2 separate regions of the Homo sapiens genome follow, and region 1 is linked to region 2. Evidence: read pairs that join two places in POLR2A ChIA-PET (ENCODE). Cell type or tissue: PC-3. All regions are shown on one strand. Each heading gives the region's core, and the rest is flanking DNA. Links, peaks and the distances in the headings are about the cores only.

Region 1 (2,878 bases), core at 129-2,628, 240 kb after region 2:
ATGTTTACACAAACAGTTTAGGCACAGTGAACCACTCTTATCAGTTAGAGTAGTACAAATACCCACAAAATCCAAGTTCCCAGAAGCCAGCCAAGGCCCAGCCTTGCCAGCAAGCCTTTTTAAGAAGAGCGGTCTCAGGCTTGTTATGTTAACTCTTTTCTGTACAACCTGCAGTGAGGTTTTAGAAAAGGGTCAGCCAGACACCCAGGGAGGCCATGCCATCAGCCCACGTAAAAGATAATACATATATGTTAATAAGCAAAACAGAGGGTCACAGGGGATCTGGAGTGGTCAGGTTTCATACAGTGGGGAGGTGAGCCATGAGGAGGCCCAAGAAGACAACTGTCAGGCCAGAATCAGAATCTTCACTCCAAAACCTCTTCCCCCAGGTTGTCCCTGTCTCAGTAAAGAACACCACCATCACCCAACTGCTCAAGCTGAATATCTACCACCCTTCTTGATACCCCGTCTCCCTCAATGCCTGCAGCCACTTACTTGTTCACCCAGTCCCATTAATTCTACCTTCACAAACATGTAAGCCTTCCATTTTTCTTTTTCATTGTTATTGGTTTTTTGGGGGCTTTTTTGTTTTGGATTTTTTTTTTCTTTTTTTTGAGATGGAGTTTCGCTCTTGTTGCCCAGGCTGGAGTGCAGTGGTGCGATCTCGGCTCTCTGCAACCTCCACCTCCTAGGTTCAAGCGATTCTCCTGCCTCAGCCTCCCGAGTAGCTGGGATTACAGACGCCCACCATCATGCCCGGCTAATTTTTGTATTTTTAGTAGAGATGGGGTTTCACCATGTTGGCCAGGCTGGTCTCAAACTCCTGACCTCGTGATCTGCCCGCATTGGCCTCCCAAAGTGCTGGGATTACAGGCATCAGCCACTGCGTTCGGCCGCCTTCCATTTTTCTATGTCTGCAGTATCTCCAACCCAGTCTAAGCCCCGATCATCTCTCCCAGCCTGCCACAATAGCCTCCTAACTGGTCTTCCATCTTCTACACTTGCCCCCATCCATTCTTCATATACTGGCAGAGTGGTCTTTTTAAAATGAAAACTGGACAAGGCCTCTCCTGCTTTTAAACCCCCTCAAAGGCTTCCTATTGCACTTAGAATAAAGCCTAAGAGAGAAGCCCTGAAGACCCCCGAAAGTCTGGGCCCTGCCTACCTCTCCAACCTCAAATGAAAGCAGCCTCCTTCTCTCTTCTTCCTTTACCTTCAAAGCACTCATGACTCATCATCATCTTGGGGTTATTATGTATTTGTTTTCTTGATTATTTCCTGTCTGTCACACTATATGAGCAAGCCCCAGGGTGGCAAGGACCACGGCTGCCTTCCTCACCACTGCAGACCCACATGCCAGGTAGGGTAGCCACACTCAATATACAGTGAATACATGAATAAGTGGGTGAGTAAACGGATAGGTCAGGCATCAGATAGGTGGGGAGGCAGAGAAGGGGCGGACCAGAACACAGAGGTACTTGGCATGACCATATGAGCTCTCTTGAGCATTATCTGGCAGGTTTACTGCAGACTTTTTTAAATGCATTTCTGGCCGGACACAGTGGTTTGTGCCTGTAGTCCCAGTTTCTCAGGGAACTAAGGCAGAAGGATCACCTGAGCCCAGGAGGTTGAGGCTGCAGTGGGCTGAGATCACACCACTGCACTCCAGCCTGGGTGATAGAGTGAGACCTTGTCCCAGATAAATAAATAAATAAAATGCATTTCTTCTCAACTGCATTATCACTCTGGGAGCTAAACATCCTTATCCCCATTTTACAGATAATAAAAGTGAGATTCAGAGAAATGAAGGGACTTGCCCAAGGCCACACAGCAAGCAAGCAGAAGAGCCAGGATTCAGACCCATGTTCAGACTAGAACAGTGTCATGAGAGCAGGACCCAATGTCTGCCCTTGCCCTCAGGCAACCTGACTGAACCTCCACTTTGCCAAACAGACCAGCGCTGGCTATGGTAAACCTCTGGCAATGTCAGAGCTTAAGGAAAGCGAAATTTTTCATAGCCCTGGAAGGAGAGCTTCCTGTAGAGTTGGGTATAGCAACCAGTCCTGTTGGGTGAGTAGCCTAGCCCTCCCCTAGGGCTGGAGCTATACAAAAGTAGTTAACTACCAATGCAGTAGCCAGTATCACCTCCCACCAGGCTAGGAACCCCGCTCAGCCCAGCAGGCTCTGGGACATCTGCGGGAGATCACTATTCTAGCCTGCCTGCCAAGCTCCAGTGGAAAAGGAAGCCCTATCTGGGCTGGCCAGGGGCCAGAGCAGCTCACAAAGGTACTGTGCCTGGGTGCCAGCCTCGCCCTTAGCCCCTACAATTCAGCCCTCAGCTTCAAACACTGGGAAGATTGTACCAAGCCCTACATGCCAGCAGTCAGTGACCTGCCTGAGACAGATTCCCAGGCTGGTTCCAGAGCTGGGCCTCAAGAGTCCTGGCAAGGAGAACAACCTTCCATTCTCTCTAATGGGCAGGCTGCCCAAGATAGCTGCCTAAGCCGGGCACAGACAGACCCAATGGGTACCAGCAAGGGGCCTCCTACCTGGAGAGGTTTGACTGGAAGGAAAAAGGTTGTCACATGTTACAGGGCTTCAGGTTCTGAGAGGAAGTGATCAGGGAAGAAGAAAACCATCCTGGTTTTGAATAAAGGGGCTGGTGAGAAATTGTACTCCTGCTGGGCATGGTGGCTCACACCTGTAATCCCAGCACTTTGGGAGGCCAAGGCCGGTGGATCACCTGAAGTCAGGAGTTTGAGACCAGCCTGACCAACATGCTGAAAAGCCGTCTCTACTAAATACAAAAAATTAGCTGAGCATAGTGGCACATGCCTATAATCCCAGCTACTTGGGAGGCTGAGGCAGGAGAATCGCT
Region 2 (2,940 bases), core at 229-2,728:
TCTAGACCTGAACATCCTGCCTCCTGCCACAGAGCCTTTGCACATCCTATTATCTGGCCTGAAAGGCTATTTCTTCCCATTTTTGGTCTAAGTACTCATCTTTCAGATCTTAAATCATGGATCTCTTTCCCAGAAAAACTTTTCTGACCTTCCTGGCCACAATGAGCAAGTGGAACCCATCATGGGTGTCAGGGGCACCAATCAATATTTGTTGAATGAATAGAATGAACGAATGGTCCTTGATGATCTTCTTTAGAGCTCAATAATATGGGCAGAGAAGAAAGAGTGTAGGCGGTCTAAGGTGGTCAGGGAAGGCATCCTGGATTTATGTAGACAGAGAGGCCTAGAGAAAAAAGCCAGGAAATACAGATTATATACCTGTCTCTTATAGCTATCATATAACCTGACACAATGTTGGCATTTGATGAGACTTTGGTGACTACTTGGCATCTCGAGAATCACTGAAGAGTAGCCAAGAGACCATGTGGTCCATTATCCACACCTGTCTTATGGAAAGGGAAACTGAGGCCCAGAAAGGAAAACTACATTGTTCACATCACTTACCAAAATAGAGGAAGAAATGAAATAAAATCCATGTCTCCCAAGTCCAGGACTGGCAGATTTGTGTCAAGTAGAAGATGTACCTAAACTCTTGGTCAGAGACCAGCCATCAGTGAACTAGGAGACAGAGGTAGTGCAGTGCAGGTGGAGATAGGAGGTGAGGGCACTGGGTAATTTAGGAAGCATCTGAGTTACCTTTCTGAAGTCTAAACATTTCTTTCCACGGCTGAACGGGCAACACTTCATGTTTTCTGGGCAATCTCTGGGTTTGGTACACTGGTCTATTTCTTCCACTTCGCATTCCACTTTGATTTTGGGACACGGCTCTAAGGGAGGGGAAGATATATTCCCTCAAGGCCTTAAAGGAGCCAGTGCTCCCCCTCCCCGAGACCAGGGCACCCCTCCAGAGTTAGAGAACTTTGTTTCCACTTCACCTATCCCCAGAAGGTAGTGGCCCTCAGGGGGCTCAGGAATTTCACAACACTGCTCACATCCCCAACCCCATAACAACTCACCATCGGATGCCTAAACCAACCCCTACCCCCTACCCGCACCATCTATGAGATTCCTGAGAGAAAGACGCATTCCTCTAAGACTGTTCTGGTCACTCAGCCTTGCTGTGCTTGGTTGCTCCCCCAGGAGGTGCTGTGGCTCTCGATGATTGAGATTAACATTTCTGGCATCAGATAGCTGGGCTTTTGAATTCTGTGAGACGCTTGGTGTGCCAGGCACTCTCTCTGAGCCTTGATTTCCTCATTTGCCCATAGGGTTGCTTTGAAGACTAACCAGCAACACAGTTTGACAAGCCATCGTCAAACTGCCTGGGGCAATGTAACGTAACAATGAGTAATATGGATGAAGCACTTACTGTGAGCTGCCTTTTCTCCTTAATCCTCATTACAAATCTATGGGTAAGTACTCTTAATATTCACATTTTGTAAACAGAAGAATTGGAAGCATAAGGAGATTATGTGAATTTGCCCAAGATCACACAGCTACTCAGGGGTGGAGCCAGGTTTGAACCTACAATGTGTGGCTCCTGAGTGCTCACTTTCAACCACTAATTTTCAGTGCCCAGTACAGTTAGCTGCTAATTGTGAGTCTTCACATTTCAGCATTCCAAGGGACTTCTGGAGACCATTCTTTAACCCAAAGACCAGGGTCCTCTGTGGGTATGGGTGTGGGGGCTGCAATGAGAACATTTGGAAGTTGACACAGGTGGTGTTGTGGGGAGCAGCCTGTTTTTCTTGTGGGAGACTTCCTTGGGCTTACTACTCCTTCTTAGTTCATTTCATGAGCTCTAGGTCCAGGCACCTCCAGGAAGAACTCTTTGGAATGGCAGCAAGGAGTCACTTGCCACAGATTTGGATGCCTGTATTCACCAAGGGAGTCTCTTACCAAGAGACTTCAAATAGCTCCCCTCTTTCCCACCTGGAATTCCAGGCAGAGGTGGAGAAAATAATTTCTCAGCTGCAAAATTATTCTTTGTTCCTTCCTCCCCACTGAGTTTCCTTTCCCCATTGCAAGGACGGAGTTCCCAATACTTACTGCCAAGGATGCCTTCAGCGTGCCCAGGTTCCTGGATGTCCCCCAAAAGGATGAATGGTACCAGGATTGGCAGAAGTCCTGAGAGTCCCATTTTAGGAAGTACTGGCCTGGTTGATGGCACCAAAACTAAGAACTGCTCCTCAGCAGCTCCTACATCTGCACTTTGCCTGCCCCGGTGTGGCCCAGCACCTTAAGAGACAGCCCTGGAGACAAGCCAGCCAGACTCCCCGATCAGGAACACCAGATCCCTGAGGCCATCAGTGGGACTACCTGGTACCTACACTGGGGGATAGGTGGCTCCTAATCCTCAGCAATCTGAGGCTTTCTGGTCTACCAGGGAAAGAGGGCACATGTTGTCTTGGGCTTTCCAGGCTCCCTTAGCAGAAGGGGAGGTTTAACTCCAGAGTCTTCCATTTCCCAGGGGGAGTTTGCAGGTTAACAGTATGCTAGCTCTCTTCCTTCTTTCTAATTTCACTCTTCTCCTGACATGTCTATTCTTATGTTTTATTTTTCTCACTCTGTTTCTTCTCTTTTCTGTGCATCTGTATGTCTTTTACTCTGTGCCTGTCTTTTTCTCAGGGAGTCTCTGTCTGTCTGAGTCTCTTTCTCCCCGCCCTTCACTTCCCTCTCTCTTCTTTCGTATGTAAAGATCAGTTACATTTATCCTTTAAGTCGTTTGATTTTGCAACAGTAAATAACTTCTTTCATTACTTTGGGACTTCTCCAACTCTGTTCTCCGTTTTTCCCTGTTGTCACAGCTACAGCATTGGATTAAAAGTCACACCCTGAAGCATTAACGCTTGAGCATCTGTACCAAGTTTTATATCCTTG

Evidence for each region. Peaks named below come from ENCODE experiments on the same cell type or tissue, not always from the same donor. Only the 100,000 strongest peaks of a DNase experiment are listed, where the experiment ranks them.
Region 1: POLR2A ChIA-PET joins it to region 2 with 21 read pairs; 5 of 35 experiments call an interaction of 5 or more read pairs at or near these places.

What each region holds. Positions count from the first base shown.
Region 1 is chr20:45,781,781-45,784,658 of GRCh38, forward strand. All of the region lies in intron 4 of WFDC3 (WAP four-disulfide core domain 3), which reads right to left. Among named protein-coding and RNA genes, the nearest start is that of WFDC3, 8.7 kb to the right of the region's middle. RefSeq lists an enhancer at 2,063-2,232. In PC-3, for the core only: no CTCF peak of the experiment used is centred there; a DNase peak (open chromatin) is centred at 1,371; H3K4me3 peaks cover 398 bases; H3K27ac peaks cover 2,500 bases.
Region 2 is chr20:45,537,208-45,540,147 of GRCh38, forward strand. WFDC6 (WAP four-disulfide core domain 6) reads right to left here and starts at 2,275. Exons shown (of 3, transcript NM_080827.2): 1 at 2,110-2,275; 2 at 757-887. The coding sequence starts at 2,200. EPPIN-WFDC6 (EPPIN-WFDC6 readthrough) reads right to left here. Exons shown (of 5, transcript NM_001198986.2): 4 at 757-887; 5 at 1-343. The coding sequence ends at 326. LOC107987282 (a long non-coding RNA gene) reads left to right here. Exons shown (of 4, transcript XR_001754641.3): 3 at 1,329-1,472; 4 at 2,868-2,940. It also overlaps the pseudogene HSPD1P21. In PC-3, for the core only: a CTCF peak has its summit at 1,206; a DNase peak (open chromatin) is centred at 1,384; H3K27me3 peaks cover 394 bases.